2 separate regions of the Homo sapiens genome follow, and region 2 is linked to region 1. Evidence: chromatin contacts called from ENCODE Hi-C data. All regions are on one chromosome and are shown on one strand. The core of a region is the stretch at or near the end of the contact, and the rest is flanking DNA. Distances in the headings are between cores, read along the strand shown. Region 1 overlaps PMEPA1 (prostate transmembrane protein, androgen induced 1). Region 2 has its middle 83 kb from the start of NKILA.

What was found. A loop is a pair of places that touch in the nucleus more often than their neighbours do. Pooled maps may share reads with other maps.
Region 2: a loop to region 1 is called in a pooled map, with 2.8 times the contacts of the local background. The contact joins two enhancer-like sites. A Hi-C loop is called at or near these places in 1 of 168 maps with a recorded cell type or tissue (mammary epithelial cell), 3 of 37 single-sample maps with no recorded cell type and 10 of 50 pooled maps.

Annotation. Positions count from the first base shown.
Region 1 is chr20:57,652,186-57,656,575 of GRCh38, reverse strand. PMEPA1 (prostate transmembrane protein, androgen induced 1) reads left to right here. Exons shown (of 4, transcript NM_020182.5): 3 at 3,490-3,543; 4 at 3,978-4,390. Among named protein-coding and RNA genes, the nearest start is that of ZBP1, 34 kb to the right of the region's middle. RefSeq lists enhancers at 676-1,273, 1,274-1,873 and a silencer at 2,067-2,146. Within about 2 kb of position 1,920, at least 3 of the 41 ENCODE cell types and tissues checked have a DNase peak (open chromatin) inside an H3K27ac peak, as active enhancers do.
Region 2 is chr20:57,790,531-57,794,920 of GRCh38, reverse strand. No RefSeq gene overlaps it. Among named protein-coding and RNA genes, the nearest start is that of NKILA, 83 kb to the right of the region's middle. RefSeq lists an enhancer at 123-623. Within about 2 kb of position 2,125, at least 2 of the 41 ENCODE cell types and tissues checked have a DNase peak (open chromatin) inside an H3K27ac peak, as active enhancers do.

The DNA of each region.
Region 1 (4,390 bases), core at 671-3,170:
CTCCGAGGGTATTCGGGACATGATGCAGAACGTCACTGCAGTGACCGCCCAGCCACGGAGTGGCGCAGACTTCAGGTTTACCCAGAAAGGCAATCCCAGTCTTTGTGCCCAAGGCCTGCTCAGACTAGGAACTCAGGCCTTGGATGGGGTGACCCTTTGTCCTCTTTATCCCCCAATCAGTCCTCAGTGTGGGTCTCCTGCTCCCGAGAGAACCCAGCCCACCAAGGGCCCATTTCCCAGGGGCAGGGACAAGACTGTGGCCAGGCCAATGTGCGACAATCTGCCAGCAGCGGGAGCCAAAGACCTAGCGTCCACTCCCATGGCCTCAGGAGATACCGAATTCCCCCAGGCCCCTTGTGCTGGGCTGTGGGGGAATTCAGTATCTCCTGAGGACATGGGAGGTACCGAATTTTTTAGGAACATCTCTTTATTCTTTAGAAACATCTCTGAGTCCTCGAAGTTTGATAGAAGGCCATCCCGTCCCCTTGGATGTTCCTGGGGACTCCAGGGGAAGAATGGGCAGCTACGTTCTGGCCTCGTGGTGTTAAGACTCTGGAGGGGTCTGGGAGGAGCTGCCTGAGCGTCAGCTCACTGCGGCTGCCTGGTTTTGTCAATGAGGTCTTTTCTGAGTGTGAATGAAGTGTTTTCGAGTGCGTTTTGCCCATAGCTGCGCTTGGCTGTAGCAGCAGGGTTCAGTGGTATGACAGAGACCCGCCGGCCCACAAACCAGAAAATATTTTACTCTCTGGCTCTTTATGGAAACAGTTTTCAGACCCTTGGTCTAGAAGCATCTAAATGGGGAAGGCGCAGGTGGACTGGGTGCGCCCACTTCAAAGAAGAGGAGTCCACCCCGAGCCCTGGGAGTCTGGGAGTGGTTGGAGGCTGCTGGGAGCAGGGGGCTCGTCAGCAGTGGCTGTAGGATTGGAACCTGTCCTTGTCCTCCACCTGGGGTGACTGGCAGACATAGCCAGAGGCTGGGGAAGGTTCCAGACAATTCTGAAGCTGGGCCCACCTCCCCCGACTTCTCAAGCCACTTTGGAACCTAATTCCACAAAGATGACTTGCACGGGTCACCCAGCAACTTCCGCACTTAAGTAGCAACCTGAGCACTCCCTGACTGCATAGCACGCCGGCGCCTGGCACTGGGGAAACGGTAGCAGCTCCTGCAGGGCGAGTGAGACCCCTGAATAGGCCACCGGGGGCAGAGGGACAAAGGCTGTGGTGCAGGAGGGGACTGGAGGAGATGGGAGGAGGTGCCTGACCCGCCTGGGGGGCTAACGGAGAGCTCTGGGGTTAGCACACCTGGGCAGAGGCTTGAGGGGCCAGTCAAAGTTCTTCAGGAAAGGGAGGAAAGAGGGGCCATTGGTCCAGACCCAGGATGGGCTCAGATCCAAAGGCAAGACGTGAGAGTCTGTGTTCACTGGGCACCTTGCAGAACACACTGTATGGTGCATTGCAGGCGCTGTCATCAGCCCGCTATACAGATAGGAAAACCCGTTAAAGGAAACAGCTATACTACGGCCGTGGACATCTAGGGGGTATGGGCCTCGGTAAGGGGTTGGAACTTTCTCTCCTGGAGGCAGCGGGGGGCCCAGACGGTTTAAGCAGAGGAGTGGCAGGGTGTGGGGTGGGGGGCATGAGGGAGATGTTCCCACTTCTGTGAGGAGGAAGGGCCCTGGGGAAGGGCAAGAGTGGAGGAGACCCTGGGAGACCCCTCAAGGACCTCAAAGACCAGCGGCACTCGCAGCCTCTGGGAGATGGTGAGACACGCAGGCTCGCCAGCCCTCCTGCTACAGAATCTGCATTTTTGCAGGCTGCAGATGGACTGTCTGCACATGGAGGCCCTGGTTCCATAGGACTTTGCTGTCCACTAGGCACAGATGCTGGGGAGAGAGGTGGATAGAACTGTCTAATAGAAGGAGAAGTGAGAGGGGATCAAGGGTGGGTGGAACAAGGGTGGTGGGGAGAGGAGCTGTCAGGAATGATCCTGTGGATCTGGCTTTGCAACTTGAAGAATATCAGAGCCATTCGCTAAATCAGGAGACGAGGCAGTTAAGACCTCCTTAAGGGGTAGGAGCGGTCCTGACGGGACAGTTTTGAGGGGCCACAGAGCCTCCTAGTGGCCATATGGGAAATTACCACCCTCTGGCCGTTCCTACCCAGGCTGCAGGTGAGCGGTATCCTACCTGGGAACCCTCAAAAAACCTGCCCCAAGGGAACGTTTGAGGTGATGGACATACTCATTATCTTGATTGTGGTGAGAGGTTCTTGGTATAAATATATGCCCGAACCAAATTGTATGCTTTGAATATGTCCATTTATTTGCATATCAGTTATATTTCAATGAAGCTATAAAAGTAACAGACATCCCTTTCCCCGGGCCCAGGGCTCACCGTCATGGCATTTGGGGAAACTCAGAGGAACTGGTCCTGGCATGGGGTCTCATTTTCCTCAGAGCAGATGGCATAAGCTTCATGAAGTGGCAGCTGTGCCCCTGCACCCAGACCAGAGCTTGGCGCCACAGTGGAACCACACACCTCCTTTGCCAGAGGCTGAATCACTGTTTTATGGCAGAGCAGCCGCCTTGGGCACTTTCCTCAACTCTCCTGTTTTTCACCTGTGAACTGGGACATCAGTAATGATGGGCTCACTAGATCAAGGGAGAGAAAGACTGTAAAGAAATAAATGCATAGAAGCAATGATTAAGTTAGGACAGGTGCTGGAAAGGGAATCAACAGATGACAAGGTTCACGGGAGAGGCCCTTCAGATGCTGGTCTCCAAGGGTCTGCAGGGGACGCTGGAACTGAAAGTGGACAGCAGCGGGCCGTGCAGCCTGGCCTGCCGTGTAAAGGACCTGGGGCTCGGGCTGAGCTTGTTGAGGCCCCAGGGGGCTGGTCAGCATGGCTGGTGGGAGTGTGGAGGTGACACCCAGCACATTCACATGCTACCTGAGTGCCACGTGGGCTCCGGGTGGTTTTTACATTCAAATTCAGCAAGTGCTTGAGCAACTATGAGGCAAGTACTGTAATCTCAAGAACTGTAATTCAGGTACAGAAACTGCAGCGTTGAAATTAAGTAACTTGACGCAGGTCACACAGCCAGCAGGGGGCCCAGGCCCAGGGGAGTGGGGCCAGGGGTGAGGGGCTGAGGCCATGTTCAGCCTGGTGAGAAGCCACTGAGGCCCACGGGAAGCTACAGGCAGCTTTGAGAAGGGGGCCCCACAAGTGGGTGTATGTTTTGGAAAGTGTCAGGCTGGATTTTCAGGGGACAGCAGAGGGCACCTCAGGGATCAGTGAGGAGGTGATTGCGCTCACGTCCTGGAAAAGCGCCCAGGGCCAGGGGCTGGGGAAGCTGGTTCCGATGCAGAGAGGTGGGCGGGTTCAAGAGCTGATTCCAGGGTAAAGGCCTAAGAGTCGAATCTGGGTTGAGCCTTTGCTGTCCCTCCTGCCCACCCCACTGACCCTGCTTGTACGTTTCTTCCTGTGCAGGAAGGATGCCTGTGGCCCTCGGAGAGCACAGTGTCAGGCAACGGAATCCCAGAGGTGAGACCTCCCTCGGCCTCCCCTCCAACACCCCCATCCCACCCTGGGCTGCTCCCGCTGCGGCTGGAACAGTGTGGGCTGCTAAAGGCTCACCCCTCCGCCCTCCTCTGCAGTGCCCTTGCTGCTGGGATCCTCCTTGCCGGAGATCATCTGCTCCCTGCCCCTGAGGGAGCAGCCCAGCTCTCTGCTCTCTGCACACGGGAGCACGGACGCTGCCACTGTTTGGAGGAGGGCGGTGCAGCTCTGCAGTGCTGCCCCCCAGGCCAGGGCCCCCGCGGGATCAGGCTCTGGGCTCCCGCCCCCGCCAGCCCTGCTGCCCTCTCCCTTTCCCCAGAGAGCCAAGTCCCATGCAGCAGAACTCCAGTCTCAGGATCGCTTCTGGACAACCCACCTGAGACAGCCGCCCTCCCTCACTCCCGCTCTGCTTCCTCCAGCCGCAGGTCTACGCCCCGCCTCGGCCCACCGACCGCCTGGCCGTGCCGCCCTTCGCCCAGCGGGAGCGCTTCCACCGCTTCCAGCCCACCTATCCGTACCTGCAGCACGAGATCGACCTGCCACCCACCATCTCGCTGTCAGACGGGGAGGAGCCCCCACCCTACCAGGGCCCCTGCACCCTCCAGCTTCGGGACCCCGAGCAGCAGCTGGAACTGAACCGGGAGTCGGTGCGCGCACCCCCAAACAGAACCATCTTCGACAGTGACCTGATGGATAGTGCCAGGCTGGGCGGCCCCTGCCCCCCCAGCAGTAACTCGGGCATCAGCGCCACGTGCTACGGCAGCGGCGGGCGCATGGAGGGGCCGCCGCCCACCTACAGCGAGGTCATCGGCCACTACCCGGGGTCCTCCTT
Region 2 (4,390 bases), core at 876-3,375, 140 kb before region 1:
GGCTCATCTGGCCTGACTTTCCCCAGGCACGACTTTACTAGGGTGTGCCCTCGAGCTGGACGCCTTTGGGAGGGGACAGAGGCAGGATGGGGAAAGGGAGGAATCGAGATGCAGCATGGCCTCAACACGGGCCTCAGCCAACTCCACAGGCGGCTCTGGAGCTGGAGTGGCCCCTTAGACGTGTTCTGAGTTGGGGCAAAGGTCCAGGCCTTCACATCCCTGCGCTGATCAGTCGCTGGGCATGAGCCATCCTGAAAGGAGGCGTGAGATTAGTGAGGCACTTTCCTTCAGCCAAAGCCACCCTCGAAAGGTGCTGACTGCTGAGGACCGATGATGACTCTGTCCTTGACCACACTTCAGGCAGGATCCTCTGAGGCCTCTTCTCAGCCAGGCCTCAAGTTTGGGCCCTGCCCTCGCCTGCTTGGGCCAGCTTTAACGGAGAATGCTGAGAAGTCATTCCCCTCTCCCTTGGCACCTGATCCAGCTCCTCATCCCCCACACTTTACATCTCATCACCATGGCCTGCCTTCAGCAGGGATCCCGTTAATTCAGTTCAGCAAGAAATCCCCTACGTGAGATGTCTCCTCTCACTAACTTTTCCTCCACTAACTACCCCCCTATTCTGCGCACTGGTGATAAATCCTTCGCTATCATTGCTGTGTTTGGAACTGAGCTCTCTAAGGCCATGAGGAATGAGAGGGCATCAGGGCAGAGCGTCCTGCCTGAGTGACCATCCCCACCCTCCTCACTCTCTCCTCCTCTATCTCATAGGATTTCAGCTGCCAGCAGCAGGGAGCCCAGCTCAAAGTGGCATACGTGAAGAGGACCTGAATTTCTGGCCTGCCAAGAAACCCAGGGGCGAGGGAGCTTTAGGGTTGGTCAATGGTTATGAAGGAATCAGGTTCTTCCCAAACCCCCTGCTGCTCCACCACCTTGACACATTGGCTTGGCTGTGAAGGGTCCCCTCATGGTTCCAAGATGGCTGCCAGGGCCCCAGGAATGACATGCAGACAGGACTACACACAACAGGATGGGGACACGGCTCCAGGTGCATCTTCTTTTCAGAACAAAGAAAATGTCCCAGAACCGCCTCTCTTCAGTTCTCACTGGTCACAGCTGGGCACACATGAACCCCTGGAGAAATGGGACTGCCTTGATTGACTAGGCTGGAGCCAGGGCTTGGACCACCTGGACGACGGTGGATCCCTGAACGAAGCCAGGCCACTGTAGGAGAGAGAACGGCAGCATGGCTGCTGGGAAGCAGACGACCATAGCTGCTACATCCTTCCATTTAGAGGCGGGGAAACCGAGGCCAAGGAGGCCAACTGAGTACAGGGAACTTGAACCCTGACTGGCACAACTCAGCCAAGATGTCTTGTTTCTGATTCCAAATGATGACAGCCCCGCAGACCCCTCCAGGGCTCCCATGACAGGTGAGTCAGTCTTGGGCCGGCTTTGCAGCCTGCACACACACAGCCCCACCCTATCCCCTCACCCCTCCCACCCCCGACCCCCCGAGCACTGTGAACCTTCAGCCTTTGTGCCCTCATTAATCCACTCTCAGTCAGACTCCCTGACATCTGCTCCACTCTAAACAAGCCAACTATGCAAGGCCGTCAGCAGGGCCCAGCCTGTGGTCGTCCCCAAATTGTAATATCCACTACGTCCCTGACTTGGAACCAGACGGCCAGGGAAGGAAACGATCCCTGTTTCCTAAGGGTTCAGAAGTTGCCCCCGGTCAACGGTTGCACTTAACACACCCACTTCTGAGGGCGAGGAAAGTTTTCACATCCACAGAAACGCCGTGGGAAATGGTCAGGGCCCTGGAGCCTTCCCGCCTTGCTGAGGGGTGGCGGGCACCATGCCCTCCCCATCTGGCAGTATCATCACTGTAGGGACACCCTGGAGAGCTCCCTTCTCGATGCTGGGGCTGTGTCTACCTGGAATGACCTGGGTGAGAGACTGGACCGTCAGCTCAGGCTCTCAATGAGGACCCACCAGCAGAGCACTCAGCTGCTCACCGCTTGAAGAATTGCAGGAGCAGGTGTGCACTGTAGAGGAAGGGCGTGACTGCATGACAGGCATTTCCCCACGCACCATCAGGGTTACAGCCTGAGACATTCTTGACGCTGGCTGTCTCGCATCTCACCCACACGTGTGCAATCCGTGCGGCCCAATGCAACATCACGCCGTATGCTCAGCAGCTCCAGGGCCAGCACAGTACCTGGCACTGAACCCGTATTTGCTCAGTGAAGGGACTGGGTAAATGAAAGAAAGGACTTTAAATCTCCATGATGCAGGGAGTGAAACAGCAAACAAATGAGGCCCACAGTCTCTGATCACCCTGGGCCTCCCAAGCAAACCCCGCCGGGCAGCCCGTGCACTGTGTCATCCTGACTCAGTTGTGAAGAAACTTTCTGTCCTCAGGCAGCTCCCAAGCTGGGTCAGCTCGAAGATAACCACGTCAGGCCCTTCCCCGCAGATGGGAGGTGTGTGACTGACTTTGAAATCACTTTGGCCTTTGAGTTTTAAAAGAGGTTGATTCCGATCAACTGACCTGAATGTTAATGGCATGGGAGTTTAATTTGTATTCAGACAGGAAGAAAATCAGCCACTCTGAGGAGATGGTGCTGTTTAATTAGGTCTAGTAGTTAACTCAGAATAAAGGCAACACACTGCCAGGAACCAGGAAGGGAAACGACGTCCCCTGGGAACTCGTAGACTTCAGAGGAACTGCGGAATCAGAAGCTGGTGGCTTAGAAATGATGACTTCGTTTCCTGAAAGTCACCAGAGCCTCCCAGCCAGGCGCTGAGGACAAGGCATTTGCTCCTGTGACTCCTGAGTCAGTCAAAACAGTGAAGGAGAAGAACAGTGACAATGCGTGGGTACAAACTCCAGTGCACATGAGTGCTCATGCACGTGTGTGTGTGTGTGTGTGTCTGTGTGTGTGTGATTGTGTGCACAGGGTGGCGGGGAGGAGGGCATCCAGTTTTTAATATAAGGAAGCTAAATCTCTTCTAATGCTGATAGCAACACAATTCCTAACAGCCCACACACTACAAAGAACTGAAATACCCATCCACAATACAACAGATGAATTGACAATGGCAGAGTCATGCAATGGAATACTACACAGCAGTGAAAAAGAGCGGGCTCCACTATGCACATAACAGGGATGAACTGCAGAGACATCATGAGGAGTAAGAGAAGACAGTGCCCGAGGTCACATACTGTATGGTTCCATGTATACAACGTACAAGAACAAGAAGAGCTAATTTACGGTGATAGAAGGGAGAATAGGGATTCCCCTAGCGGGAAGGTCAGCCTGGGAGTGGGGAAAGGGGAACTCTATAGCTTGATCACAGTGGGGGTTAGACAAGCAGGCGTATGTGCAAAAACGCACTAAGTGGCACGTTTTGCAAGACTTGTGTGCTCTATGTATGGTATACCTCAATTTAAATATATGTATATTTAAAGAAAAGCCTATTCTAAGGAACATGGCAACTAAGGCAACCACGGATCGCCTTGGTGTCACACTTCTGACACGTGCAAGCTCAGTGCTGTGTCCCTCCCCATGTGGCCGACACCTGCTGCTCCAGTCATGGGGATAATACCCTCACAATTATAGGTTGAATTTCTTACAGTTGTCTCTCCAGTTCACAGCATAAATTACACGTCTTCCCTGCACCCTCTTCGCCAACAAGGTCTAATAAAGTGGGGGGATTTGGCATTTCTTGCATTTATTTAAGGGCTCCAAGGGTGGGGAGGCACGAAGATGCTGCAGATTACTAACTGATTTGCTCCTTATGAAATTACACGGCAGGCGTGAGGCTGTCCCCGTCGCCACAGGCGCTCGAGAGGAAGAAATGAATTATGCTTCAAAGTTATAAGATGTGAAAATTGATTCAGGAATGCTAGCTGTTTTCAATTTTATATTGCCATTTATTTTAAGAACACCCAGGCTCTCCCAAACAGGAGTTTATAGCAGATATGAAAACATAATTAACACTTAAACTGACGCCGCAGACCTGGGCTGGTGGCCCTTTATGCTCTGATCTGCGTAGCCAAGGCTAACAGGATTCGAACCAGGTTGAAACAAAGAAACAAGAAACATCTGACAATTAATAAAACATAAAGAATCCACTGCCTTTTTTCAGTTTCCCCTCCCCATCCTGTCTCCCTCTGAACTTTTATGTGGAAACTTCTTTGAGAAAGGAAGGACACAGTTAATAAGAGGATGGCAGGGACTTATATATTCAAAGGTTGAAAGGAAGCAGATCTTGCAAAATCAAAGAACCCACTGGAGATGACTTTGCGCAGCTGCAAGATGGCCTGATGGGGGCTGGGGAAGGCATGGAGTTTACAGATAGAAGGAGCTGGAGCTCGATG